Regions from separate parts of the Homo sapiens genome. Here region 2 is linked to region 1. The links are chromatin loops, found by intact Hi-C in ENCODE. Cell type or tissue: ascending aorta. All regions are shown on one strand. Links, peaks and the distances in the headings refer to the core of each region. The heading gives the core; the rest is flanking DNA. Region 1 has its middle 16 kb from the start of MIR6078. Region 2 has its middle 33 kb from the start of MIR6078.

What was found. Peaks named below come from ENCODE experiments on the same cell type or tissue, not always from the same donor. Only the 100,000 strongest peaks of a DNase experiment are listed, where the experiment ranks them.
Region 2: a loop joins it to region 1, with 2.1 times the contacts of the local background. A loop is called at or near these places in 2 of 110 quality-filtered maps.

The regions. Positions count from the first base shown.
Region 1 is chr10:3,999,159-4,014,474 of GRCh38, reverse strand. No RefSeq gene overlaps it. Among named protein-coding and RNA genes, the nearest start is that of MIR6078, 16 kb to the right of the region's middle. RefSeq lists an enhancer at 546-625. In ascending aorta, for the core only: no CTCF peak of the experiment used is centred there; no DNase peak of the experiment used is centred there.
Region 2 is chr10:3,950,436-3,965,751 of GRCh38, reverse strand. No RefSeq gene overlaps it. Among named protein-coding and RNA genes, the nearest start is that of MIR6078, 33 kb to the left of the region's middle. RefSeq lists an enhancer at 5,854-6,355. In ascending aorta, for the core only: no CTCF peak of the experiment used is centred there; no DNase peak of the experiment used is centred there; H3K27ac peaks cover 977 bases.

The sequences.
Region 1 (15,316 bases), core at 2,347-10,346:
ATTGGCTTTAGTATGTCACGTTACTTTGAATACCACAAAGGTCTTCGTGTGGTCAATGTAGGCCCACCTTTATCAAAATTTCTAAAGAAATGTAGTGAAGTGTTTCTAAATAGCAGAAATCCTGTTGCAGTAACTGCAGCTGCTGGCGGCTTAGGCTCAGTGAGTGTTTGGTCTGTAGCAGTTTTATTATTAGGAATGACAGAAAATAAAATCACCAAAACCAGTGATGTGCTATGTTGTGACAGTCTCTCTCCCAGCTCTAATCCTGAGGCTGACTCAGAAACCGATTCTAATTCTGGTCCTAAACCTCACTTATTCATTTATTAAACTGTTTTTCCTATTAGCTCTCTGTTTCACTCCTCCCCCTACAAGAACGTTTCTGTCAAATGTTCAACGTCTGCTAACATCAGGCACCATCACGTCTTCAGTTCTGGCAGCCAAGACCCTGGGACGAGGCCAAGAGAGTGGAAGGAAAGCCTCGGGGTTAGAGAAGGGAGTCCCTGGGCAGGGCCCCACCTGACATGACCCAGGGATAGGACGCCATTCCCACCCCCTGGGATGCCCCAAAGTGGCTTCCCAAGCTCCTGTGAACAGAGAGGAAGAAGCCACTCCAGAAAGTCACATGTATGGCAAAAGGTAAGCTTTGCCAAGTCACTTGTGAGCGCGTGTGCTGGAGACCAAATAGTCTAAGCTGCTGGGGAAGTGGAGGGAAAGTCCTGCCTCACACCCGCCCACGGTCTGCTGTTACCACGTCCACATCAGGTAGCTGGCGTGTCCCTGTCAAGCACAGCATTTCTAACCACGATGCCAAATGCACCAAAGCACGGGAGCCAAAACCATTCTTGTTGGTGAAGCTGCCTCTTGAAACCGTTTTTCAATATTGTCTCATGAAAGCAAAAATAAATTATCCAGTGCAAAGTTTTTAAGCAATGTCCACAGGTATGACTTCCATACCCCAAACATAGCCTAGGGAAGCAGGAAGGGAGGGAGGGAGAGGGGGAGGGAGGGAGGAGAGAGGAAGGGTAATGGAGAGCAGGACAAAGTGGGGAGGAGAAGGAAGGAAGAGGGGTAGAAGGTAAAGAAAGAAATAAAGAAAAGAAAGGAAAGAAAGAGGAAGAGGGAGGACGGTGAAGGGGAGGGGAGGGAAGGGGAGGGGGAGAAGGAGTAGGGGGTAGAGAAGAGGAGGGGGAGGGGAGGGAAGGGGAGGAGAGGTGTGGAAAGGGTGGGGGGGAATGGAGGAGGGAGAAAGGAAAGGAAGGGGAGAGGAGGGGAGGAAAAGGGGGATGAGGAGGGGAAGAGAGGGCAAGGGATGGGAGGGAAGGGAAGGAGGAGGGAAGGGAGAGGGGGAAGGGAAGGACGAAGGGAGAGGGGGAAGGGAAGGACAAAGGGAGAGAAAAGAGAGAGAGAGGGAGGGAGGAAGGAGAGAGGGAGAAAGAAAAGAAGGAAGGAAGCAAGGAAGGAAGGAAGGAAAAAGAAAGAGAAAGAAGAGAGGAAAGAAAGGAAGTAAGGCAGGAAGGACAGGAAAGGAGGGAAAGAACATGAATTGTATCTTATGAACAGAAAATATAAAAGTGATTATTTTCAAGTAAAGAAGTACCTGCAGTGCAGGATGCATTGCGTTACTGAATTCTAACACATATAAATAAGATTTCTTAATGTCTACATGCACATTATTTGGGTCGCCACAGATACCTCAAATTTAAATCAAGCTAGCTCTGCAAATGATTTTCTACTTCCTGCCAATCTCCCTAAACGTCATCCATGACAATACCCTGCCTTTGTTTTGGTTCTAGAGCTTGGAGGTTCTAGAGCATCAGGACAGACAGAAATACGGAAGGAAAGCTTGAAGAATGTGTGGATTTCAGCTCTTCACCACCACAGAACAGCAGTATTGTGAGGCAAGCGCTTTCTGGAGCACTTCGTACACCACAGGTTCATGATACATATTAATTAATTGTGACATTTGTGTTTTCAATTAAAAATAAATATAGTCGAATTAGTCTGTATCTATGCTCTCTGATATAGTAGCCACCAGCTCCCTGTGTCTACTATTTATATTTTAAAAATTCAAATTAAATATGATTTGAAATCCAGCCCCCCGCCATCACACTGGCCACACTCCCAGTGCTCAAGGATAAGCTGCTGTTGGCTGCCACGTGGGACAGCACAGGGGTGTCCACCATTGTGCAGGGTCTGCTGGGCAGCCCTAGGCCAGGTCCTGCCCATCCAGGTCCCCTGCAGCCCACAGGCCATTTAATTCTAACACATATAAATAAGATTTCTTAGTGTCTATGTGCACATGTAGACTGTCTTCGGACGTTGTACTCCCTATCTGGTTTCAGGCTGTCTTCGGACGTTGTACTCCCTATCTGGTTTCAGGCTGTCTTCGGACGTTGTACTCCCTATCTGGTTTCAGGCTGTCTTCGGATGTTGTACTCCCTATCTGGTTTCAGGCTGTCTTCGGATGTTGTACTCCCTATCTGGTTTCAGGCTGTCTTCGGATGTTGAACTCCCTATCTGGTTTCAGGCTGTCTTCGGACGTTGTACTCCCTATCTGGTTTCAGGTATTCTTATTTTTCATAATTCATCTCTCTGCTATTTTAGGATAAGGAACAAATGCACCCCTGGGAGCCATTGGGGTCCAACCAGAGGTTTCCTCCCCTCTGAAGAGAGAACTTCTGGGTTGCCTGCAATTCCACCAGGTCTAGAATCTTTCCACCAACCACCCCTTGCCAGGCTTTTTATCCATAATTAGTTTATCGATCAATTGGTGTGTTTTGTTTGCTTGCTTGCTTGCATTCTAATGTTTTCTGAAAGCCCAAAGGTATGTTTCAGATCTGGATTCTAGATCTAGATCTGGGTTAGATCTAGATCAGATCTAGAATCATAGATTCTAGAATTTATGAAATTGAGTTGACTCAGTTGTGACCTCTTTCTTTCCTTATGATTTAAATAAATAATTTACTTAGATAAGCATGTGTGCTGCTTAGGATTTTTGCCATGTTTTACATGAGTGACACTCCTGTGAGGTAAGGGATTCCTTCCTCCCTATCAGGCCACCAGGCAGAAAATGCATGGTAAGCGCCCCCTGCTAGGGCCTGCATAACACTCCTTTTTGACTTTCATGGTAGAGTCACATACATTATTCAAAGCCTCTCCTTGAAGATCTAGGAGACCGACTCTTTGTTCTGGTTATTGCCTTTTACAGATACATGCTGCCAAGCCATGAGCTCCTCTCTCTTCCTGTTGGCGAGTATTTTCATCTATTACCTTCATTCACTGAGGCAGTGTGAGGAATTAGTATCACAAAGAATGATTGGTGTGGGAAATGACATGGAGAGAAGGAGGAATGGACGCTGACCATTAACGTAGATGGTCTTGTTTTATTTTTCTCTTTGGTTCCATTTCTATCTCATCTAGAGTTGCTGGGTTTAGAGATCTTCCTTTCCAATTTTCTTTAGGAAGAGTTGTGGATGTGCGTGTGAGTGTGAGTGTGTGTGGACTCCAGCTTTCATTCATAATTTTGTCTGTAAGATAAAATGACCTTGGCTGGTTTCTAGGGCTTCCTCTATTTTCTCGTCTACTACTACTACTACTACTAATAATAATAATTGGCTGGGTGCGGTGGCTCCCAGCCTGTAATCCCAACACTTTGGGAGGCTGAGGCGGTGGGATCACTTGAGGTCAGGAGTTCTAGACCAGCCTGGCCAACATGGTGAAACCCCATCCCTACTAAAAATACAAAAATTAGCCAGGTGTGGTGGCACACAACTGTAATCCCAGCTACTTGAGAGGCTGAGGCAGGAGAATCACTTGAACCCAGGAGGCGCAGGCTGCAGTGAGCTGAGATCATGCCACTAAACTTCAGCCTGGGTGCCAGAGGGAGAATCCGTCTCAAAAACATAAAAATGAAAAAGAGACTGGATGGGTGTGGTGGCTCACACCTGTAATCCCAGCACTTTGGGAGGGGGTGGTGGGAGGATCTCTTGAACCCAGGAGGTTGAGACCAGCCTTGGCAACATAGCAAGACCACATGTCTATTTTTAAATAAAACATTTTTGTAAAAAAGATGATTAAACAGTGTATGTCTATTAGCTTTCACCTCTAAAATATCTGTTATGTTATTAAGACAGCAACACATGAATAAGGACACCTCGTGGATGAACGTATTAACAGTTGCAGATGGCTGCAGCCAGGACATCCCTTCCTCATGCGACTGCGTCATCTTTATATAAAGCGTGTGCTTCACTGACCTGTGAGTGCCATGTGGACAAGGGAGATTTAGGTTAAGCTCCCTACCTTCTTAGCACTTAGCCTAAGGCTCTCACCCAGAGCCATAATGATATATTTCATTTAGAAATATCCAAAGCAAACACATTTCCTCTTCAGTTAGGAGTTTAGTTCCTATTCCTATCAAGATGATAGCTGTGGAGTAGACTCTATTAACGTCCTATTCTAGGGATTTTCATAAATTTAGTTTGGGAATGCATGGCTTTCAATCCTGGAAGAAGTTTTCTTTTTGTTTTTGTTTTGTTTTCTTTTGCTTTTTAGATGACAGCTTCAGAAAATAAATTAGTTGAAAAACTAAACAGCACTATGGACAGACTTTTTACAGATTTGTCCAATAACTGTTCACACAGACCCATGTGCACACACACACACAAGCACATGCACAAACACTCACACATCTGACTGCCCCAGGCAAGGCCTTTCCTCGCTACAGACCTCTTTCTCTTTAGCCACAGTCTGGAGTGGATCCCACTTCCTCAGAGTTCTCTCCTGGCCCATTCTACATTAAACCCTTCCTGGGCTGAGGCTAGTAACAGCTGCGGTCAGAAACATCCCCCAGGCCGGGCCAGGCTTACGCCTGTAATCCCAGCACTTTCGGAGGCCAAGGCAGGTGGATCATGAGGTCAGGAGTTCCAGGCCAGCCTGGCCAACATGGTGAAACCCCACGGTGAAACACAAAAATTAGCCAGGTGTGGTGACATGTAACTGTAATCCCAGCTACTCAGGAGGCTGAGGCAGGAGAATTGTTTGAACCCAGGAGGCAGAGGTTGCAGTGAGCCGAAATTGTGCCACTGCATTCCAGCCTGGGCGACACAGCAAGACTCAGTCTCAATAATAAAGAAAGAAAAGAAAAAAGAAAGAAAAGAAATATCCCCGAAAGTCCCTGCGTGTATTCACATTATTTGCCATCAATGCATCAGGGTTTTACAAATGGCTCTTTATTCTATTAGTTTATTACCGTGGCCTAACTACCTAGCCTTGCCAAGCACTGGTGTCCTTATCTGTAAAGCTGGGATAGCATGGTACTTACTATAAATGGTGTTAGGGGGATCAAACGCAGTCAAGCTCAGTTCTCAGCACATAGAATTAAAACTGTGAATAAATCATTATTGTTATTTTATTAGTGACAAGTTTTCTAATCTTGAAAGAAAATATAATGCTTTGATTTTACAATAGTCTGCTGGTTACATTCTCTTTTTTACACCCAGCTCATGACTGTACTGTTTGTTCCATTTTGCTTATTTCAGTGAGGTGGTTGGGAACAAGCCTGCATCTAGATAGCTTATGTTCGAATCCCAGATGACTGACTGTATAGCTGTGTTAGTTAAAGGAAGATGGCCACAATAATAAATAAACTCCAAAATCTCAGCAGATCCCAACTGTGGAATGTATTTCTTGTTCATATCGTGTCCAAAGCAAGGGCTCTTAATTAGCAGGGTGCTTCCCTCCAGGCAGTGATTCAGGGACCCAGGCTTTTTCCCTCTTTTCCTCTACATTGTCCACTTGTGGCTATCAACTCACCAAACTCTACTACACCAAAGTAGCAGATCAGAATAGCATATGAGGCATTTCTCATGGGGGTTTTGTTGGCCCAAACCTGGAAGTGGTACACATTCCTTCTCCCTACATCAAGCAGACAGGGCCTCAGTCCTATGTCATGCCTAACTGTAAGAGGTCCTTTGAATACTGCTCTGGGCTCAGAAAGATGAAGAGGTGGAGTTGGTGACCATCGAGCCACTCTGTCTGATGAAGTTCTCTGGAAAAATGGAAATGGTGCACGTCTTACTATCCATAGCACACAAGCACACAGAGCAGGAGCCTCTCCCATCATGGCTTTGATTAATTTACTTCCCTGAGTTTTCACACCTATAAAATAGGGAATAGCAAAAGCATGCATTTCAAAAAGCCATGGGAATTGAATGAGTAACACTGGCAAGTCCTATTAGTTTTATAATTACATGACATCGTGTGCTCCTTTCCAGAGCGTCTGTCTCTTTAGCTAATAGCGACCATGCTCAAACCTTCTCAGCCGCCACTCCAGGTGAAGCAGCATAGTTAAGAGAAAGAAGCACATTCTAAAGTCATGCCTGGGTTTCATGCCTGGCTCTCCTACATAGTTTTTGGGCTATGCTGGGCAAATGATGCCATTCTCCATTTGCCTATCTGTAAGTTGGATTGTTTTCAGGATTAAATAAGGTGGCAGACATGGAGTGCTCAGCAGGGGCTTTAGCTGCTGCTTCTCACCCCACACAAAAGCCCCTTATCCAACCTCAAGTCACAGGGCCACCTGAATAAACTGATTCTTCACTAGTAACTGAATCAGCCACTTGGGAATTAACGCCAATATTGGCCACTTCGATCAGCATCACTCCTTATAACTCTCTCACCACAGTGGCAATGACTACGCTTTTAACCTCTGGGAAGCTCAATATTTTCACCAGGATCTTATGCTTTGTTATTTTTGTCCTAACATTTTTTCCCTTAATTTCCAGACTCATAGCCCATGAGCTACCAACTGAGGGTGGCTCCGCAGGACTCTTGATGATTTCTCACGGTCTCAGGTGACGTGCAAAACCATCCCGGTTGTCAGTGCTGCGCCCTGGTCTTCCTTTCCTAGAAACCTACTACGGGAATCCCTAGGTCCAGATTCTGAGAAGATGGAGGGAGCAGCTTCACTGTACACGAACTTGGGGAAGCTAAAGGGCAAAGTGAGGGGCGGGTGTGCTGGTGAAGATGAGGGTGAATCTAAAATGAGAGGATAAGGTACCCAAAGTATGAGCTGGGGAATAAAGACCACTTTCCTCCCCCAGGCACTGAACTAAATGGCTTTAAGGACATATTAAGCAGGTCTCCAGGAGAACTGTTGGGTAAAAATCACCTAGCAGGCTTAGTGCAGTGGGGTCTGCAATGGTCCCCCACAGCCCTCTTCACCACATAGATCACTTAAGGAAAATCAGACACATGCTCAGGCGTCCGGCTCTGCCAAGCAGACCTCCCATCCCAAGCAGGGAGAAGTTCAGCTTATTAGTAAGCAATTATTAATGACGTGAACAAATACTTCTGTGATGAGGTAAAGCAAGCGATCTATCAACTCAGAATGTTTTAGACAAATTTTCGTGATTTTGATGCCAATGACAACAGTCTCATCATCAGTGTACCACACGTCATTACAGGTCATAGTTGCATCAGTTTGAGTAACAATTACTTGATGTCGTGCATTTGAGATAAGTGTGTTTTACAGTGGAATTACACTGATAAGGTTGTATCCAGGAGGTGGTGCTTTAAGATTCACTTTTGAAATTTTTCTTTTATGACCAAATGACCATTTGCGTTGTGGTGTTGATGATACAAGGTACCAGATGAATGTCTTTCTTCAGCAATGTGTTCACTGTCAACATGAATAAGTAGCTTTCACATACATGCCATTTTAAAAATTCAGCTTGAGGCCAGGCGTGGTGCCTCATGCCTGTAATCTCAACACTTTGAGAGGCCAAGGCGGGCGGATCATGAGGTTAAGAGATGGAGACCATCCTGGCCAACATGGTGAAACCCCATCTCTACTAAAAATACAAAAATTAGCTGGGTGTGGTGATGCACGCCTGTAATCCCACCTCTTCAGGAGTCTGAGGCAGGAGAATCGCTTGAACCCAGGAGGCAGAGGTTTCAGTGAGCAGAGATTATGCCATTGCACTCCAGCCTGGTGACAGAGCAAGACTCCGTCCCAAAAAAAAAAAAAAAAAAGAAAACAAAAATTCGGCTTGAAATTTGCCTCAAGAGCAAAACAAACTTACTCCAAAAGGTTTGGTTCCAAAATGTACATGTGCCCTCGCTTGCTATAAACCGTAAAATGTTGCTGCGTGGGTGCCGGCCCCATGGAAGAGGAAGGAAACAACTTTCAGAACACACAGTAATAAGCAACTTAAAATAAGCCTGCGAGTGAGATCTTCCCTGCCTATTGCTGGGAAGTAAAATAAACATTTCCAATAGAGGAGAAAAAGCAGAAGTCTTCATGAAGACGGAAAGTCCATAGAATAGATCAGGATGAGGCTCACGACTTTGGACTCAACAAAGCAATAAATGTCATTTTCAGGTGGCCAAATGTCATTGTGATGCTGAGACATTTGAAAATGGCATGAGCCATTTATTGTAAATATATTACTGCAAAGCCACAAATGCTATTCCTGCTACAGGACAAGATAAAAGCAGATATAACAAACCAAGCTAAAGGAAAAGCTATACTTTCTCCCTGTGGACGAGGCATTGAAAGCTGATGTTATTTTGAGGGGGGCGGATTCACAGTACGGTTATCTGGCTATCAGCATCTGTCTTCTCTCTTCTTCATTTCACCAACTTGGACTGGGCCAGGTGCCCCAATTTACCTTAATCTGTAGGCTCCAGTCTAGGTCGTTCTTGGAGCATTTTTATTTTCCTCCAAGAACCTGGGGATCTTTTCAGGCTCTCTCATCTTTGATTATTGAAAAGCATAGGGGTCACTATGTGTTGGGCGTGATCAGCCATTTCTAAAACTCCAGCCCCCAAGACATTCACAGGCTTGAATTTCACCTCCTTTACCTCCTTTATTGGCAAGTTCTTGATTCCGTCTAAAACCAAATCTGATTTGTAAAAGATGTGGTGTTGCCAGCATTAAGATGTCTGTGCAAAGGTGAATGAGACTGCATGTGAGTCCTGCATCCCCACAGTGACCAGCTGCACAGTGGGCTGCCGGGAACGATCAGGGTTGGCCTCCCCATACCCAGCTCACTCCTCCATCATTCAGGAACTCATCCGTTTATTGTATTAGCTAAAGCTTTAAAGATACAAAAACTGGGCCCCTTCCTTGAAGGAGTTCACTTTTTAGAAGGAAAGTTAAACATTTCACAAAAGAGGTAAAATAACCAAAGCCATCCACAGTCGCAGATCCAAAACGTGAACGCAGGCCGGGCTGTCCCTAAAGCCCATGCCCTTTCTCCGGACACTGCTGCATGTGAGGGACGTGGGCCCAGGGCCCAGACTCATGATATCACATCTGGTGATTCAATGACTTCCAAAGAGGTTAAGGCAGGCCCTGGGAGGTTGAATTTGGTGCTCCTAGGTCAGCTGCGGGAGGGGCACCACGGTCCAGACTCAGAGCCTTTGATCTTATTTATGCAGGTCCCCAAAGGAGGCATCTCATTAAGTCCTATTACCCATAATCAACTTTCAAAGAACTAACTTTGTAAAACATATCAAAAGTACATGTGTTTTTCCTAAACTTTGGACCTCACAGAGAGCAAGGACCAAAGATTTTGTAATTGAGTTATTGACGTGCACCTCGGCACCGTTTGGAGGAGCAGAGGCGTGGGAACGTGACACGCCATCAGGCGCAGCCTGTCCCTTTGGAAATCGAGACGCTTGTAGGATTAGAGACCTTCGCAGTCACTCTGCCATCCCATCTATCACTGTCCAGTTCTATAAACTGGAATAAGAGGGAGCTGAAATACAAAAGGGTTACCTTGGAGGATGTTTGTAAGAGTACAGCAACCAGTGTAAGAAGAATTCCATATTTCTCCATCACAAGGTTTTAGCCAATATCTCTGGAAGATAATCAAGGTCAGCCTTAAAAAGTAAATGTGAAGAAAGACACTTTTCACTGAGATCTTCATTTCCATGTGTTCTCTGGCCCCCACTCCCAGCTACCCTTCAGCCTTCTCATTCAACAGTCTTTCCGAGGACACATTCCTGCCCCAGATTCTGGGAAGAGGATGCAGCTCACATCCAGGAGGCCCCAGGACACTCAGGCCCCCACCCCGTGGCTCAAGTCTGTGGTCACTTGATTTGCTTTTACCGTAATCTTCCTAAACCCAGTCCCCCGTGAAACCGTCTTTATCTATGTATTTTTTAAATTCATATGTTTGTACACCAGTGCTCTTTTACTCACTGTGTTTAGATTTCAAAATAATTTGAGGTGATCTAAATGTATCAGTGCCCCCTCCCATAAAGATCCATTACCTGCTTTCCAGGAATTATCTCAACAATAATATTCAGGAGGGGCAGAAATGACCAGTTTTTTCTTTGGCACTGACTCTGTGTGACTCTTCACATATACATGATCTTCAATCCTTACTACCACTTGGTAAGACATGTGCTCCTGCTTTGCAGGTGAGGAAAAAATAAATGATGCACAAAGAAATGAGGAGAATTTTCCTAAAATCTAACAGACCTCCCACAGTCCATGCAGGAGCAAGGGTTCCAATGCAAAATCGTCGTTAGTGAATCTGATGAAAGTCAAGTCAGAAACCCTACCTGATTCATCTTTATTCCCCAGGGATGACATACTGTCTGTTTGCAATATTTTCGAAGATAAAGAATATCAAACTGAGAAAATCTGGTGGTAAATATGTGCTGTGCGTAAGAACTATTTGTTGCATTTTGAGTCAGACATATAAGTGGTGTCTCTTCCAAATGAGCTGCAGTTGGTTTACCCCATTTAATTGTTTTTTCTCATCCTAAAAATAAACCCATCCTTCTGATTACTGAGACTTTACTTGAGATATCATGGTAACCCCCAGGTGATTTCTAGGACATAAACCAGGCGTCACAACCCTTGGTGCCAACAGGAACATGCAGACAATGGGTTTAGGTGGACGGTGTGTGCAATGAAGGGGGGAGAGCTTGTTCTCAGCTCAGTGATGAGGATGGCTGTGAGTGACAGTCCAGTGAGGAGGGGTTAAACCCTCTCCACACGCAGCCCCCCAGTGTGTGTGCCAGATACAAAAGTTTCTCAAAAGAAGCCAGAAATCCATAGTTTTATGTGAAATTTCATGGTTTTTTAAATGTTGGTATGTAGCTTATGTTTGAAATTCTGCCTGGGAATTTTGAGTACTGCTTTGTTCATGTCATAAAACCCAAGAAATTAAATGGCTTTACGCTCAAAGTTATATAAAAAAATAACAATCATGGTTACATGGCTTTACATAGGGGGCACAATGAAAGGTTTTACATTTATACTCTCTTCTTTTTTAAAATGTTACCAGGACACAGAGATGACGTTTCTCTGCAGACCCACCAGTAGCACTGTACCGTGGGTTATATAACTTCTACTAGTGGGATGGGAAAATAGGAAGAAAGGAAATACCTCCCTGTGAATGTCGTATAAATTTACGTCTACACAGAAGCCCCGGACCTAGGCAAATCCAATGACTGTTCCGTTTTGCTTGTTCTTATAGGAAGATTCATGTGGCCCAGACCACACTAACTTCCCCACAGTCAATTTCTTCTCCGCTCAGCTGAACTCCCAGCACTGCGAGCACAGCTGGCTCCCAGCACCCATGGATGGCCTCCGCTTCTCCACCGCACTTCAAAGAGGCTTTTCCATTCCCTCATTCAAAACTCCATCCTACTAATCCTCCATCTCAACCAGGAACTTGGCTTCTAATTTCCCTAAAATAAAGATGACTATATAAATAAGTAAATATAAGATGAAATATAATAAAATTCTGCTTGGGACGATGATATGAAAAGTGCTCTTGGAGCCAACAATTTGAGACCAAAACCCACATCTGAGCCTGGCTTGAGAGCTACCAGTTTGGAACTTGGATGTGGGAGCCATGGAGGGCCTCCTCACAGGTAGCTCATTTTTATAAAACTTTGTTCCCAAGGGCTCCTCTCTCAGCAGTGGGCTGGCACCCTGGAAGCCAGCATTGGCCATCTGTGGTTCTGGGTAGCTTTTCTTGGCTGTTGGACAGGAATGCATGGCCGGGTCTGAGCTGCTGACCCCACAGAGACACTGTGACAAGTCCTCAGGCTGCCCAGGCAGAGCCAGCACCCTGGGCAACGTGTCTTCCAGAATGTTTGGACGAGACACTAGGCCATCACAGACATTTGTAAATCTTGTTGTTTTATCCAACGATAACACAGAGCAAAAATATTAATGCCATAATTTTAAAAACACATTACTTTCAAAATGTTTTTAATTGACACATAATCATTGTCCACGTTATTGGGGTCCACAGTGCTCTTTCAATGTATATCATACATACAGACCAGATCAGGGTAATTAGCATATCCATTATTCCCAACACAAAGAAATAGGAAGTAATACTTTTTATACCTAATTACTTCAGCAATGATTGGACTGCACTGAAAACAAGCATGAAAATGCTCAGCTCCAAAGACATCTATGCCGAAAGTCAAGGGAGACTAAAAGAGGAAATGTCGAGTAAAACTTCCTTTTCAACCAGAGCAACACTACAATACATACATGATTAAATTAAGTCCCTAACACATTATTTAGGCTTTAATAATAGTAGAGCTGTTTCTTTTTCCTTTTTTTTAATTTTTTGTCTTATAGTTCAAACTGCCAAATATAGTGGCAAGTTGCCAGCTTTTGTTAATTTCCTAATTGATTACAAGATATTTTGCTTCCTTAATTAAGACTTGAGAGAATATAAAATCAGATAAAATGCAAAAATTTTGCTCTCTTCTTTTAATATGAGATTCTAGTTACAAAAGGAAATGATTAAGAAAAGGAAATCAAAGGCCATTTAATTCCATTTAATTTAGCGAATATTTTTCGATTACCTGCCATACGCTTTCGGTAATGAACACTGAAGTTATAAAAAAGGATTAAGAATCTGTGCGTATTTTAGAGTAGTTTGTAACATAACAATGGAGATCTCTATTTCAAAACTACTGAAAAAGTCATATGGAGTGCAATACTAGTATTGTGGTGTTTTAAAGATCAGAGACAAACTACCTTTAATGTGAAGGCTGCAGGGATATTAGAGGTTCTGAAGTATTTCACCATGGCAGCAAGTCACTGGGAAGAACGAATTCGAAGGTGAATAAAAGTCTTAAGCCTGTATTCTAGGGAATGGAGGAACTATTAGAAGGAGCAAGAAAATTGGGGGCGGGGGATGAGGAGGAGACCCTGAAGGAAAAATGTGGCTATGGCTGTGGTGAGTCTTACGGTACAAGCAGTCACACTGTGTGGATCTCAAACAGATCATGAAATGCACACCTTGAGGTCCAAGAGCCCAGAGCTGGGAACGTGCATTTAAAAATTGTCAAAGGTACTGTGGGCTGGTCGTGCTGGCTCACGCCTCTAATCTCAGCACTTTGGGAGGCTGAGGAGGGCGAATCACCTGAGGTAAGGCATTCGAGACCAGCCTGGCCAACATGGTGAAACTCTGTCTCTACTAAAAATACAAAAAAAAAAAAACAAAAAAACCGTCTACAGAGGGAAGATGACTAAAGTCTTCTGCCTGAAAGACATCCCGAGGTCAAGGAAGAAGGTTGAGATGGAGAGCAAAGAGCAGCTGAAAGCCAGAATTTTGCAAAACCCTATATTAAGAATAAGGAAAAAGAAAGCCATAGGAAGCAATAAAAGCCAAGGAGAACCATAAAAATGTATTTTAGTAAAAACCTTAAAAAGGAAAGGTATCCAGAAGAATGTTGGAATCAAAGTATGTCTAGTAATGTCAAATTTACAGAAGTTCAAAGACAATGAGACTGGCTTGCTTTGGGGAAGAGAAGGTGCAATTTGATAAGTGATTTTCATAGAGTCACAGGATAAAAAATTAGTTATCAAGAGACAAATTATGAATAAAAGAAGTGGCTGCAGTGAGAAAATAATAGCCAAATGTATTGTGGAGGTGGACATTGAAGAAAGCTTGTTATATTGAACGATATAAAAACTAAAGTCAGGAAAAGATTTTTTCATTTTTTACAGGGGAGGAATGATATAATGGGGAAAAAAGAAAGTACGAAAGGGAATAATAGGTGGATAAAGATTCTGAGGATGAAGTACACTTCATAAAGAAAATATAGGTAGAAAAGAGGAGGATGATTTCCTCTAAGATGAGAGAAAAGAAAGTGAGTAGTAAGAGAATTAGGATACAGAAAAAAAAAAGAAATCTGAAATAGAGATGAGAAAAGCCAGCAACATTAGGGATACACTTGATAAAGGAATTGAGTTAAAAATCTTAGAAGTATTGAGGTGATGAGACTCACGGATTACAGGGCATGAGGAGCAGGCAGCTTGAGCAAAGCAAAGGGTTTTTGATCACTGCCATCAGAGTATGATAGGGTTTTAGCAAAGAGTATCAGCAGGGGCAGGGAGAATACATCATTGCATGTGTTGCTATATTCTCTATTTTATTTATTTATTTTTTTTGCCAAAGTGTAAATGGTTTAAGAATAGGACTAAAATGTATATTACCCAGAACACTTAGCACAGTTGAATGCTTATAATAAATCTTAATTAATTTTATCTGCTAAAAACCTTGTAATAAAACTAAACACTTTCCTACTAAGATAAGAACAAGGCGAGAATGACCCTGCTCACTACTCCTTTTTAACATCATACTGGAAATCCTAGCTAATGCAATAAGACAAGAAAATGAATTAAAATATATTCAGGTTTGGAAAAAAGAAATAAAATAGTTTTGCTCACAGAGGAAACAATTTTCTCAATAAAAAATCTCAAAGAATGAAAAGCAAAAACAATAAGAATAGCCTCGTGGAACTAATAAATGATTACAGCAAGGTTTCAGAATGCAAGATTAATATACTAAAATCAGTCTAGGCACAGTAGCTTATGCCTGTAATCACAGCACTTTGGGAGGCTGAGGCGGGTGGATCACCTGAGGTCAGGAGTTTGAGACCAGCCTAGCCAACATGGTGAAACCCCATCTCTACTAAAAATACAAAAATTAGCCTGGCATAGTGGTGAAATATATATATATATATATATATATATATATATATATATATATATATATATACACACACAAAAATCAAATCAATTGTTTTCTGTATACCAACACTGAAAAGTTAGAATTGGAAATTAAAGCCACGCTACTATTTACCAACACCAGAAAAAAAAATACTTCAGTATAAATCTAACAAAATATTTATAAGATCTAAATGAAGAAAACTATAAATTGTCATGAAGGTAGTCAAAGAGGAGTGAAATAAAGGAAAAGGTATCCCATATTAATGAATAGAAATATTCAATATTGTTAAGACATCAGTTCCTCCCATATTA
Region 2 (15,316 bases), core at 4,398-12,397, 51 kb after region 1:
GGCTCATGTCTGTAATCCCAACACTTTGGGAGGCCAAGGATGGAGGATCGCTTGAAGCCAGGAGTTCGAGACCAGCCTAGGCAACACAGTGAGACCCTATCTTTACAAAAAAAAAAAAAAATTAGCTGGGCATGGTTGCACGCACCGATAGTCCTAGCTACTCTGGAGACTAAGGCAGGGAGGTCGCTTGAGTCCAGTGGTTAGAGGCTGCAGTCAGCTATGATGGCACCACTGCACTCCAGTCTGGGTGACAGAGACAGAATCTATCTCTAAAAAAAATAATAAAACAACATAGATAATTTAGTCTTACCTCTAGCACAGTTGATCAAAAGTTGTTTATTATTATTGATAGTTGGAAAATTCCTTTTTTTCATAACTTGCTGTTGGGGATGCCATGTAAATTATTAGGATGGTGATCAAATTTGGAAAAGGCCACATTTCATTCACATGATCTGCATAGCTTGGGGGATACTTTCCTACAGACTAGCTTCTGATTCTGTTTATGGCAAATTAGTTCCTACTCTACTTACAAGTTCCTGATGCTGAGCAACATGGGCCACACATCTATAACAATTTGACCCCTGTTCCTACACTGTGTTCAAGGTCAAGTCCAATGGCACAGTGAGAAGAAAGTATATTGCAAAAGCCATTCCTACTTGGGGGTGCCCTGAAGGAATGAGTGCTACATAATCTGTCCCAACACAGGTGCCCTAACTTGGCTTGTAGTTACCCAGATCCTCAACATGCTTGTGGCCACTTCAATGCCAGTAAACACAAAGGAAATATAAAGGAGGAATACATGGTGAAAAGCATGGTCTTCGTCAATTTTAATACAAATACACTAGTTTTGCAAATATTATACAGAGGTCTATGCAAAAGTGTGACCTGAAATCTTAATATTTATTAACTCCATGTAAATCTGCCTTGACTAAAAGGGCAATTCCGTCATCCGCAGATTACAGTGATTTTTTACTCTCTTCCAGTCATTTTATTTACTTACATTGCTTTTTATTGCTTTGGCTAAGGATAAAATAACTTGAAACGTTAATCATAATGACCTTTGTTCCTTAATTTACTGTTTATCTAGTGTTTTTCCATTAACATTTGACTGTTAGTTTTAAAAAGAGTTTTTAATCAGATATGGGTGCTAAATTTCATCAACATGCTTGGTCATGAAATCTTGTTATTGCAAAACAATTGATACCTTCCTCCAGCCCTTCTTAAGACCTTGAGGGAAATCAACTTAGAAGATGCCCTTCTTTGAAAGTTAAGAAGCATGCCATCACTTTCATACTTCCCCATGCAATTATCATATTCTCTGTGGAACCCAGGCCTTCATGGTCTCGCTCCTACCCTTTAGGAACATGAAATGGTACCTGGTCCTTTATCTGTCAGAGCTTAAAGACTGGATTAAAGATTATGAATCAACAAGATCGTCTCATGGGGCTTCAGAAGCAACAGAGGCTTTGAAAGAAACACATACTTCCCATCACATGAGGCTCTTGAATGAGAGATGCCATAATTTAGTTGACTTTATTCTTTATTTCTTTACATCGCTTATGCTCTTGCACCCCTAGTTGTCAGCAGCTTGGTTTTCCAGAATCTGAAGATTATTGTGAAAAACAAGGAGACAGTTATTGATCAGGAAATCAGTAAACAAAAAATCAGAAGGAAGAATACTATTTTTACAATTTAACCTCTCAAAAACGGTAAGAAAAAAATCAGAGAAAGAACAAGCAAATTGTGTAAATTTGCCATTTTATAGTTCAGTTTAAGACCGTAGTAAGCATCTAAGTCGCTCAGGTCTAAATTAAAGCAAGGAGAAAAAATCCAGTCCCATCTATATGTCAAAACCAACGTGTTTTCAAGTAGATAAACAACAGTGTGGGCAGGCAAGGTGGGGCATGGCGGTAATCCCAGCACTTTGGGAGGCCGAGGCAGGCAGATTGTTTGAGCTCAGGAGAATGAGACCAGTCCGAGTAACATGGCAAGACCCTGTCTCTACCAAAAATACATAAAAATAACTAGGTATGGTGATGTGTGCCTGTGGTTCCAGCTACTTGGGAGGCTGAGCGGGGAGGATCACTTTAGCCTGGGGTTGTGTAAAGGTTGTAGTGAGCTGAGATTGCACCACTGCAGTCCAGCCTGTGTGACAGAGTGAGATCCTGTCTCAAAAAGAAAAAAAAAAAAAACGACAGTGGTACTGTACATAAAACAGAGTTCTTGAGTCATCTAAAAAGAAGCCTTGGCTTGAAACCACTTAGTCACCCAGCTGCCACCTGTAACCTGATGAGCTGAGGTGGGCCAGCTGATCCAGGTGGGAGAGGGTAGGGCTCTCACGAGGCCCAGAACTCTCAGCACAGCACTTACGTATGTGCAGCAAGAAATACAGACCACTACAGCCATGACCAAACGCCTGTTTGGTCAAAGGTTCTGCAGAGAGCTGTGGAGCTTATTTGATTTCCACTTTTTTTTTTAATTACTTCCTCAGTAGGCTGCCAAATGCTGCACATTCAGAGTCTGGTTATTTGTGCACATACCTTTGTTACTTCCCACCTCCACCCTTAACACCAGTGCTTTACGTGGTAAATGGAATGAAACCCATTTCAAACCCATGGGCTTCATACCTCGGTCAGGCAGATCACAGTGCACTGGCCACCGTCAGCGAGATTTGTATGTCCTCATGCACACCTTCAAAAGTTCAGGACGTTCTAACTCACTTGTACCAGCTAGGTCAGAAAAAAAGAACAACTATTCTTGGGTTTTTATAGAACAAGACTTTTTCTATGAGCCATCGGGGCTTGGTGAGGACCACCTGTATCTGCTTACCTTAGTCCTGTCTGGAATGTTTCCTGTAAGGCTTGAAATCATTCAGGAAAATACGTTAGTTTGACATCCTCTCCCCATAGAAGAGTTTCAGAATCCTACTGTACAAGGTCTTAGGTACATATATACATATGATAAAAATAATATAATTAATAACACACACTTGCAGAATTTAACACTTCTCCAAAATCTTTATTATACTGTATTTTACTTAATTATCTCGTTCATTTTTATCTTCTCAGTATTGATCAGATATTAATCCAAAACAGATTTTTAAAAATATGTCTGAAGTCTCACTGTTTTACAAAATGTCATAAAAATACTAAATTTGTGACATTTTCGTACAAATATTAACTCTTTCAAATATGCATCATCAAATATTTCCAAAATTGCTTCCAAATCCGATGTTGTAGTTGTGATACTCCGGAACTACGCACCCATTTAAACCAATAGACTTAGTGATGCCACACACCAGACTAGCAGATGTGCAGCTGAAAATGCCTTCTAAGTTCATTCTGAATTTCACCGTTTTACAAATTCTCTTAAGTTTCAAAGATGACAATGCTGGCTTAGGTCATTTCTTGTTCTGCAGTGCGATGATTATTTTTCCTGTGCCATGGTGAGTTGAGGTTGACTCTGGCTATGAGAATGCCTGCCGGCCAGGTTTCTGATGGAATAAATTATTATTGAATAATGAACAATAATAAGAATATTACTTACTGTCTGCGTAGTACTTACAGGAAGCAGTGATGTCTATACTGCCAGATGGCTCTCTGGCTGGAGACACTTCTATCTTCCAGGAAGGTGAGCTGCTGGAGGCCGCCAGCTGAATCTCTCCCCAGGAATTGCTCTCACCCCAAGGAGTCATCTTTTCCAAGGTATATGCCCCTCCCTGGGGTGCACCAAATCTCATGGCTGTTCCCAGCGAGGTCTCAAGGCCTAGGCACCTTGCCTCAAATGTGTACGGGCTCCCAGCTCCAGAGCACCCGAATGACCAGCACAGGTCTCACTTGCAGCTGCACCACAGCTAGGCATCCGCCCTGCCCATCGGGCCCCTCCCTCCCTTAGGTAAGTTACTCTTGAGGGTACCCACCAGGATATCTGCTTCCCAGAACCTGCTTCCTGGGAGCCCGCCCTACGCACCTACTCTGTGCTGGGAATTGCTGGCCACTCTGCATATGTTCTTTCTTCTATGTCAGTAATCTCATGAGGTAGATATCATTATACCCATTTGAGAGGTGAGAATAATGAGAGTTCAAAGCCATAGAAAACTAACACCAGGTAAGGGTCTGAAAGGGGCAATGCTAATCCACCAAGGGCACTCTCTTCCCACCACAGCATACCCCCGCTCGGCCTCTGGGGTCTCCTTTGGAGTCTTGCCAAAATTTATCCAACATGAAAACCAACTAGGATCCGCAGAGAATTTTTGGATTAAAAAACAAATTTTACCGACTTAAAGAAAGATTCACCAGTAGCCTCAGAGGTGCAAATCCTGGCGAAAGAGTAGCTCTAGCCCTTTCCCCTGAGATTTATCTGATCCCCTGTGACATCTCCTGTAGAGTGACTAGGCTTCTCTGCAGGATGTGACACCCACAAAGTGAGGGTTTTAAAGCTCTGTAGTGTGGTGGGTTCCCCACAGCACAGGTGCCGGAGCTCTGCCCTGGAAGGGAAATGAGCCTTGGGTGAATCTGAATGGGTGTCTTAGGTATGTGGCCTTCTTGCCAAGCCCCTTAAACTTTGCATTTCTGTTCCTAGCAGAGACAGTAACACTCTCTACTCCTTGGTGCTGCTGCAGGGGTGAAGTGAAATAACTGTTAATCTTTCATGAAACGTGTTCAACACATGCTATTTGTAATCATCGATTCAAATGTATAAGGAAGAGCCATGGCCATTCTTATTTGCATCATAAACAAAAATTAGAGTGTTGAATTAAGCTGTGGCAATTCTTAGAAATGTCCTCAAAATTTTAGCTCAATCAGAAAGCTGTGAGAAGGCAGAAGTCCCTCCTGCCGTGGTCACAGTAAGGTTCCATTTAAGCCTGCAGCAGGAGCTGAAATCAGAAAACTCTTCCAAAGCAAGAAAGTGCACTTGAAGAGTAGAAACTAACTTGATTTGTGTGCCCCAGCAGAAGCAAAATAATAGCTGATGCTTGATGGCCCTGGGGGTTGAAGTCATCTTTGGTTCTGAAGAATTCTCAGTGACAGGCCACTAGCACACGTATGCACAGGCGTGCAGGATGGAAACTCACTAGTCAGGGGTGGGTGGAGAAGCTGCAAGGAAGAAGACAGGCTGTTTGTCTCTTCTTGGTTCCTGGTTCGTGATCCTTGTACGGCATCAGGGGTGTTCGCAGATCCTTTTTGTGAGGTAGAAGGAGAGAACTGAGAAAATCCCCTCCTGGGAATAATTTTAAGTAACTACAATTATTTTTAAACATTTAGAAGCTAATGTTTAGTTTAATGACCAAAATAATGAAAATACTACAAAAAAGGCCATTGTGTGATTTCATTTTTAAAAATTCTGTCTCCAGAGAAAATATTTGCTTAGCTACAGATGCCAAAGATGTCCTCTCAGGAGTAGTTTAACTGTGCAGTAGAACATTATTAAGGAAAGCATAAATCTAGCGTTGCGTGAAAATAAAAACTGCAATGATTAAATTGAAGGCTACTTTTTAAAAAATGGAGACCAGATGCAACCAGGCAAAGTGCCATCTGTGAAGGCTTTGTGGCTTCAAGGCCACAAAAATAAAATGTGGCACAAAAGGATGCACTAGAAGTTCCAACCATTATCATGGAAACATTCTGCAGAATTCCAGATGGCCTTAGGTTCCCACCAGCTGTGTCTGGGAGGAGATGATTCCTGTGTGCATTGAGGACATCCCTGACAATGGATGCAGGTCAGGACAGGAGCCTGGTGCCCAGGGAGGGGCTGAATACCTCACACTTCCCCACCAGCTCTACTCTGCATTAAGGAAATGAAGCTACCTCTCTAGGGGGAAGAGAAGTAATAATAAACATTCCTCTCGAGATCACACACCTCCGCCTGCACGGGGACAGCCACAGCGCACGCCTGGTTCAGCTTCTGTCTTCCCTCAGCTGAGGCGCTGGGACTTTGGCTGTTTCTATTTGCATCCTGAATAGCATCAACACAGTAAAATGCACGTTTTGGTATTGTCTTCTCCTCCTCCTTTTCTTTTTCCTTTTCTAGGAGCATTGTGTCTATCGTTGGCTGTGTGGGGGTTTTTTGAGGTGACGGGGAGAAAAGGGAGATGAAGTTGTGGCAAAGAGCATTTACGAATACGTTTCCTTGGTTCTTAGTTGCTGCCTAAACTGCTGCTGTACTCTCCAAACACAAAACCGCGTCGTGGGAAGGTGGAGATGTGGCTGCTTCTGCAGCATCCCGTGTTAGAGAAACAGAGCCTGAGAATGAGACACATCATTGTCAAAAGAAGCTTCTTCTTTTCTTCACACAAGGGATGATTAGATGCTTAGTATCTGTTGCAAAAACTGAGAAAATCAAAACTTCTAAAAATTTCCTTTCAAATTTCTTTATGATCCAAGATGATACCTAATTGCATATTTTCCAAACATTCATTTTTCCAAAAGTAGAATGGGTGAAATTCCTTATGAAAGAAACCCTCAATAGTCTGTTTTTTTTTGTTTTGTTTTGTTTTTCATTTCTAGTTTTAGGCTACAGTGATAACGTAGGACCCTTTTTAAAAAAAATTAAGACCAAAGCCGGGCGCTGTGGCTCACGCCTATAATCCCAGCACTTTGGGAGGCCGAGGCGGGTGGATCACAAGGTGAGGAGATTGATACCATCCTGGCTAACACGGTGAAACCCCGTCTGTACTAAAAATACAAAAAATTAGCCGGGCGTGGGGTGGGCACCTGTACTCGGGAGGCTGAGGCAGGAGAATCCCTTGAATCCGGCAGGTGGAGGTTGCAGTGAGTAGAGATTGTGCCACTGCACTCCAGCCTAGGCAATAGAGCAAGAATCGGTCTTAAAAATAAATAAAAACAAAAATAAAAAATTAAGACCAAAATCAGCAGTATCACAGTATCATTCATCAAATGTAGGAGGTGGCAAGATTTTAGCTCTGCCATCCATGGCTTAGGAAAGATCATTACAGATAAACTCCCTGTTTTCGATTTATTTATGACTTGTTATTCATTTTGTGTATTTTTTTGTTGTGAGTAAAATATCAGCAATTCCTGAAAATACTCCAAAAAATTACAAAGGAGTATAGGAGAATGATTTCACAATCAGACTGTATTTAAGAAATAGGAATAGAATCTCATGGTTTGGATTTATTCTCTGCAGCTTTATTATATATTACACATCTTTCGCATTACTAGCCTGTTGTCGACATACATGGAGCTCCACCCCATACTAAAATATGTCTCAATGTGTGTTTTTTAACCCATCTCTTGGGAGAGTAAGGCTGTATAAAATGTTGTTGCCCTTGAATTTGAACAGAGTAGCTTCATGTCAACACAGCAGAGCATTTATTTCTTAGAATCAGGAACACCCGTTTCCATCAGAGATGTTCTGCCCTCTCCCAGAAGTGGCCGGGATAAAGTTCTTTCCCCCATTTCCATCCTGCTGCTCTCACTTCTCCATGAATAAATTGCCCCTTGTGTCTATCTCATGCAGCAGCAGATCTCCCTCAAGGTGCGATAAGTACAGAATTAGCTTCTGATGACCGGTACAAAATAGTTTTTATGATTTGAATGGAATGCAGTTCATCTTCTGATACTTGTTTGGAAGGTGGAAGGTGTATTTTCAGAGATTGTATTGCAGGGTGAATCTAGTGCAGTGAGTTGCGAATTTGCTTCTCCAGGGGGTAAAGATCATGTGTCAGACTTAAATTGTCTCCGAGAAAAGGTCAAATAACTTGATCTCTTCTCCAATAACACTGATTTGACCTAAGACTTTCTAGTTCTCGTGGGCTTGGTTTTGATCACTGGTTCACAAAGAAAAGCATTGCATGGTTCTGTTTAATGGTTCATGATTTACTTTGTATATGTAGTATGGCCTATACGTAATAGTAATGTTTAGTGTTTAATGATTCATGATTTACTTTGTATATATAGTATGGCCTATACATAACAGTAATGTTTAGAGAATTTTGACTGGGGCATCTATTCAATTATTTGATTTGGCATAATTTTTTTAACTAGAATACACTGCACAGATCAATAAAACTCCTATATCCTGATGACTGATTGGGACTGGAAATAAAGTATAGCTACAGAAATTGTAAGCTGGATTCCTTAGAAAGCGCCTTAGGAAGGAAAGGTACAACTAACGTTTTCCATGCTTTGAATAAATCCACCTCTTTAAAATAATATTTAAAGTTCAAACACTCCTACCCTATTCTATCCAAATCAGGTGCAGAGAGTGAGCTGAGGAAATGTTTAAATTAAAGACTAATTTACAGCCAGGCGTGGTGGCTCACACCTGTAATCCCAGCACTTTGGGAGGCCAAGGCGGGCAGATCACCTAAGGTCAGGAGTTCGAGACCAGCCTGGTCAACATGGCAAAACCCTGTCTCTACTAAAAATACAAAAATCAGCTGGGTGTGGTGAAGCATGCCTGTAATCCCAGTTCCCCGGAAGTTCGAGGTAGGAGAATTGCTTGAACCCGGGAGGTGGAGGTCGCAGTGAACTGAGATGGGGCCACTGCACTCCAGCTTGGGCAAAAAGAGCGAAACTCCATCTCATAAAAATAATAATAATAATAATAATAATAATAATAAATAAAAGACTGATTTACAAAGCCACTGGTCCTACCAGTGCTCGAGTGACAGGCCCAGCTTAGAGGGCAACAAAACATCGTTCATTTGGACTCCACATACTGTAAGTTGTTGGTGCAGGTTGAGGTTACACTGTGCCATTTTACTATTCAAGGAAAGACTGAAAACCCTCTTGAGATGTTGATGGGAATTTCTATAAAAGTCCTGAATGGCTATTGGTAAAATTAAAACACAGCAGAGGGAGGTAAGTAGCTTCCTGATGTCCCACGGGATACTGCCATCATCATTCAGAGACATTTTTTAAGTAGCTGTTGAGTAAATTGCCATGACTAGCACATTACTTCAGCAGAGAAGCACAGTATAAGAACAAAATAATTTTAGGCTGGGCACAGTGGTTCACACCTGTAATCCCAGTGCTTTGGGAGGCCAAGGCAGGAGGATCGCTTGAGGCCAGGAGTTCAAGACCAGCCTGGGCTCGTGAGACTCCGTCTCTACAACAAAATAAATAAATAAACATTAGCCCGGTGTGATGGCACTGGCCTGTAGTCCCAGCTACTCGGGAGACTGAGGCGGGAGGATCGCTTGAGCCCAGGAGTTCGACTGTGAGCATCACTGCATTCCAGACTGGAAGACAGAGTGAGATCCTGTCTCAAAAAATACATGAATAAATACATAAATAGTAATCATTTCAGAATGGGCTGGATTACACAGTCCTCTTCCCCAGTGAAGGTGAGGTGGAAGCCTTAGGCCCTGCCCTAAGGCAGACTCCACCACAAAGAATGCAGCTGCCAGGACAGGACTCCGAGCCCAGGCCACACAGCATGAAGTCACCAGCAGAGTCCCCCGTTTGTCCCTCCCCACCACTCCCAGCCTTTCCCTGAAAAATCACTCAAAAGATGGTGGAGCACAAAGACTTCAGGAGTTCCCTCCCTAATACCGGGTCCCTTTCTTTACCCACATGGCATTGGGCCTGCTGCAGACAGCACAGCTCCTATTTGCCTAAACACACACTCCACAGCAGGCTTACAACGTCAGCGTTTCACTAAATGAAGCAGAGCTGAACAAAGCCCCCAGGTAGGAGGATAGTTTAACCAGGAGGTAGCAGACCAGGGCCCGGGGCCATCTGCCAACTGGCCACCTGCGGACAAGCACATCTTGATCTCTGACTTCCGAACATCAAAGTCGGGGAATAAACAAGAGAATGTCCAACACTTCCTGCACTTCTAAATTTTATGAAATGTAACAAGACAAGGTTTTCACAAAAATAAAATGGAGCTGATAAATACGCACTCACGTGTTTCATTACTTTTGTGGAAGGAAAAGTTTATGGTTCTCTCTGCCTGCTTGGAGCGTGAAACTAAAAGGGAAGAGGCTGTCTCTTGGGAGGACTGAATGTTGTTTTTCTATAGAGGACCCCTGTCCAGCTCCTGAAAGACAAAGCCTGGAACGCTGGAGATTGTGCTGAGGCCTGGAGAGCACCGGAGAGCTGGAGAGCGCAATCAACTGTCTCCTGCTGGGTTCTTGCCACAGCCCCGATCACGATCACCCCTGCTGACCAATCGTTCACCTTGCTCTTAATTTCTCTAAAGGAACCCAGTAGTGTACTCGCATTTCCTAAAAAGCGACTTGCGGCCTTCTTTGTGTCCCTGAATATATAATGAAAAGATCGCTTACTTCAGCTCCAAAGACAACAAAGCCTGTTGCACTGCAGGGTTAGTTTGGAAAAAAGAAAAAAGAAAAAACAATAAATATGGATGAGTGTATGTTCACTTGCCATTTCAATTATTTACATGGGTCACAGAGGCCCAAAACATTATCCAACTCTGGGATAGAATGCCAGAGTGAGTGAGAAGCACATTTTTATCAAGTTTTTATAATATATAACTGCATTGTTTTGGCTAGACACTGTCCTAGAAAACTAGACATTTTCTGATTATGAAATAATTTATACATACCAATTTAGAAGTTATACTCGGTTCTTCAGAGCAGATAAAGCTGTAGAATGTATTTCTTCAAAAAAAAAAAAAAAAAAAAAACAGAAATCATTAGACCTTTCCTGTAGACCTACTAATACTTTTGAAGGTAAGATGAAGCTATCTTCTTTTGGACAACAAAAATCAAGAAAATAGTTTTAACTGTCTGGATTAGCTCCAGCTTGGAGAAAAATCTGGTACTGAATCACTGAGAAAATTAATTTCACATATTATAGGATTATAATACAGTCTATCCCGAGTCAGGCAGCAATAACTATTGCTTTCTAAAAGCACCAAGTGAATTAGGTGGCTGTGCCGGGCAATTAGGAGAGGGGCCTCCTGAAGAGCCAAGGGCACTCACCCCGCACAGCACTGCTGCCAAGGCTCTAGGTGTCCTTGAGCTGTTGACTGAAGGCTTCTTTGCCTCTGTTTCTGCATTTATAAAGTCAGGAATGAAACAGGCTTTTGAAATTACTTAAGGACCTCTGATAGAAAGGAGAAGAATTGCACTGGCATCTTTATGGAGCTGTACATCAAAGAAATAAAGACCGTGCAGAAAAAGGGCATTGCATGGGAATGAATGGTTTCAAATGCAATAGCAAATTAAATGTAAATTAAAGCTAACTGCAATCTCCGTATGTCAGACTCTCTCTTTTTTTTTTTTACTTTAAGTTCTGGGATACATGTGCAGAATGTGCAGGTTTGTTACACAGGTAAACATGTGTTATGGTGGTTTGCTGCACCTATCAACACATCATCTAGGTTTTAAGCCCTATATGCATTCGGTATTTGTCCTAATGCTCTCCCTCCCCCTGCCCCCTACCCACCAACAGGCCCCAGTGTGTGATGTTCCCCTCTCTGTGTCCATGTGTTCTCATTGTTCAACTCCCACTTATGAGTGAGAACATGCAGTGTTTGGTTTTCTGTTCCTGTGTTAGTTTGCTGAGGCTGATGCCTTCCAGCTTCATCCATGTCCTTGCAAAAGACATGATCTTTTTTATGGCTGCATAGTATTCCATGATGTATATGTATCACATTTTCTTTATCCAGTCTATCATTGATGGGCATTTGGGTTGGTTTCATGTCTTTGTTATTGTAAATAGTGCTGCAATAAACATACATGTGCGTGTGTCTTTATAGTAGAAAGATTTATATTCTTTTGGGTATATACCCAGTAATGGGATTGCTGGGTGAAATGGTATTTCTGGTTCTAGATGCTTGAGGAATCACCACACTGTCTTCCACAATGGTTGAACTAATTTACATTCCCACCAACAATGTAAAAGTGTTCTTATTTATCTGCAGCCTCAACAGCGTCTATTGTTTCTTGATTTTTTAATGATCACCATTCTGACTGGTGTGAGATGGTATCTCATTGTGGTTTTGATTTGCATTTCTCTAATGATTGAGCTTTTTTTCATATGTTTGTTGGCCACATACATGTCTTCTTTTGAGAAGTATCTGTTTATATGCTTTGCTCACTTTTTTATGGATTTTTTTGTTTTTTACTTGTAAATTTGTGTACGTTCCTTGTAGATTCTGGATATTAGACCTGTGTCAGATGGGTAGGTTGCAAAAATTTTCTCCCATTCTGTAGGTTGCCTCTTCACTCTGATGATAGTTTCCTTTGCTGTGCAGAAGCTCTTTTGTTTAATTAGATCCCGTTTGTCAATTTTAGTTTTTACTGCAATTCCATTTAGCATTTTTGTCATGAAATCTTTGCCCATGCCTATGTCCTGAATGGCATTGCCTAGGTTTTCTTCTAGGGTTTTTATGGTTTTGGGTTTTACATTTAATTTTTTAATTCATCTTGAGTTAATTTTTGTATGAGGTGTAAGGAAGGGGGTCCAGTTTTAGCTTTCTGCATATGGCTGGCCAGTTTTCCTAGCGCCATTTATTAAATAGGGAATCCTTTTCCCACTGCTTGATTTTGTCAGGTTTGTCAAAGATCTGATGGTTGTAGATGTGTGGTGTGATTTCTGAGGGTCAGGCCCTCTTAAAGGCCATGGCTTTGGGTGTCTGAGCCTGCACGACACTTTTATTTTGAGAGTCTATAATAAAAAGCTAAAGTTATTTCTACATTATTGGTTATGTACCTTAAAATACTGTACCTGAAACTCAGTGGGTTAAGTTACAGGACGTGAAACTGTTGGAAGAATATGGGTAAATCATGTTCAAGTCACCTGGGGTCATATAGGAGCTACTCTACTTTTATTTTTAAGTTTAGAAAACAAATGTAAGGAGTTGGCTCCTAACTTGGGTGAAATATTTTACATGTTTATATATCTATATATATATGTCTATAGTGGAGATCACTGTTACAAAATATGGAGATTCACATATGAGTCGGTTGATTTAATTTTCAAGTTTTTAATGTTTTAACAATACTTCAGTGTTCAGTAATTTTCCTATTTTTGGCCCTATTATGCTCTCAAATTTAATAAACATGACTTCTAACATTTTTTAAAGGTGGCCTTGGATTTAAAACATAGCCCCCAAACTTCTTAGCATTTCTCCTATCAAGAGTTGGGGTCTATGTTCCCTCCCCTTGACTCCATCTCAAAAGTGCATATTTAACACCTGTCTATAATATGGCAACTATTCTTTATAACCTACAGCAGGATAGGATTATACAACAATAGTATCATTGTTTTAGCCAATTAGAATTGACTGGCATTAAGCCTGGAATTATCAATGTGGATTCCAAGGTCAATATTTTGATCCAATTTTTGTATATTCTTTGTGTGTTTGAGTCTGCCTTCTGAGAAATTTGGCTTTGTCAGTGCTAGAAGTTGACTTTCCTTGGTAAATGTGTTTTGAATCTTAAAAAAGAATGGTTTTGGAACTCTTCTGACCAAGACTTTGATTTTTGCCAATCATTCTAGCTTGGCTCTTACCAGGCAGTGAGCAGGAAGCCAGGCCTGGCAGCCTTGCCAGCGGTGCCAAATGATAATACAAGTTTGTCTAGCCATGGTCGCGTCAGAGCCTCGTGTGTGTCCAACTCGACTTGAGCATTATTTTTACACCACAGAACAACGAAAGGGAAATTCATTAGTGTTGACGAGGATAGCAAGAACAAACATCACCGTGGTAGAGTTAGAGAGTTAAAGTTTATAGGCTGGGAGCAGTGGCTCACGCCTGTAATCCCAGCACTTCGGGAGGCTGAGGCGGGCAGATTACTTGAGGTCAGGAGTTCGAGACCAGCCTGCCAATGTGGTGAAACCCCGTTTCTACTAAAAATACAAAAATTAACTGGGTGTGTTGGTGCACCCCTGTAGTCCCAGCTACTTGGGAGACTGAGGCAGGATAATCACTTGAACCCAGGAGGTGGAGGCTGCAGTGAGCTGAGATCACGCCACCACACTCCAGCCTGGGTGACTGAGTGAGACTCCATCTCAAAAAAAAAAAAAAAAAAAATTAAAGTTTATAAAGTTCTCGTTATGGCCAGGCACTAATTTAATCACTTTTTATGTATTAAGCAATTTTATTCTCAGAACAACCTATGAGTTAAGTATTATTTTTAATTTTTTATTTTGCAGAAGAGTAAACTGAGGCACAGAGTTCAAGTAACTTGGCTAAGTTTTAAAAACTAGTAGGTGGTTGACCCAGGATTTTAAACCACATACTCTAAAAGCTAAGAATATTCCATTTAAGAACACAAGATACTGGAGGAGACATTGAATGTGTTCACCGGGTACTATTAGTTGAAGTTAATAATACAATTAGTCTTAGTGCTTGGAACTCCTCTCACATAAAAAAACAATAGATGTTTAAGTCCTGCTTGGTGGCTGTATTGTTTCATGAATGTATTAGCATCTATCACAATTCATTATAAATCTCTGCTTACTTATGTTTCTACTTTACTGAAATGTGAGCTGCGTCAGGAATGAGACTTATTCAAAGTTAGTATATTGAGTGTGTAGCATTGTACCTGAACTACGTATAATGCTTAATACATTTAATTTTTTTTTTAAAATGAGATAGGATAATAATTCATAGCGTGACTAGGGCATCAGAGGTGGCCATCTCCAAACTAATCCTTTGAACTCGGTGGTGGAGGAGGGTTTTCGCGGCACCTTCACTGCTGCACCCCTCACCTCCCATTTGGGGGCCAGGCAAACACCACTTCCTTTCTTGAGGCTTGGCACGCACCTACCCCAGAGACATTTTTTTAAAGGGTTGATGTTGGGGCTGCATTTGCAATAAAAGTCAAGGCTGGTGAAGAGAAAGAAATCCTTTTAGCAAAAGCAAACTTCCCTGGGATATGGTAAGAGCACCCACCTCACCCGAAGGACATCGGCCGCCCTCCTCCTACCCCAGCCACCCCAGCAGGCCTCTCCAAGGTGCAGCCAGCAAACTGGAACACAGTTGGCAGCAAGGGCCTGGTGAGCTGCTGCAGGGATGGTGGGCAGGGCCCAGGACCCCCCTCCAACCCCCCAGCATGTACATGCTGCCTGGATGGGACGACACAACACAGGCTGAAGTGAAGGGCATGCGACACGTGCTGTAGATGTCCTCACATGGTCTGCTGGGTGTTTTCTTTTTTCTTTCTTTCCAACTTTTATTTTAGGTTCAAGGGGTACCTGTGCAAGTTTGTTATATGGGCTCATTGTGTATCGAGGGGGTTTAGTGTACACATAACCGTGTTGCCCACACAATTAGCATAGTATCCGAGAGGTAGGTTTTCAATCTTCACCCTCCTCATGCCTCCACCCTCGAATAGGCCCCAGTGGGTATCATCCCCTTCTTTGTGTTCACATGT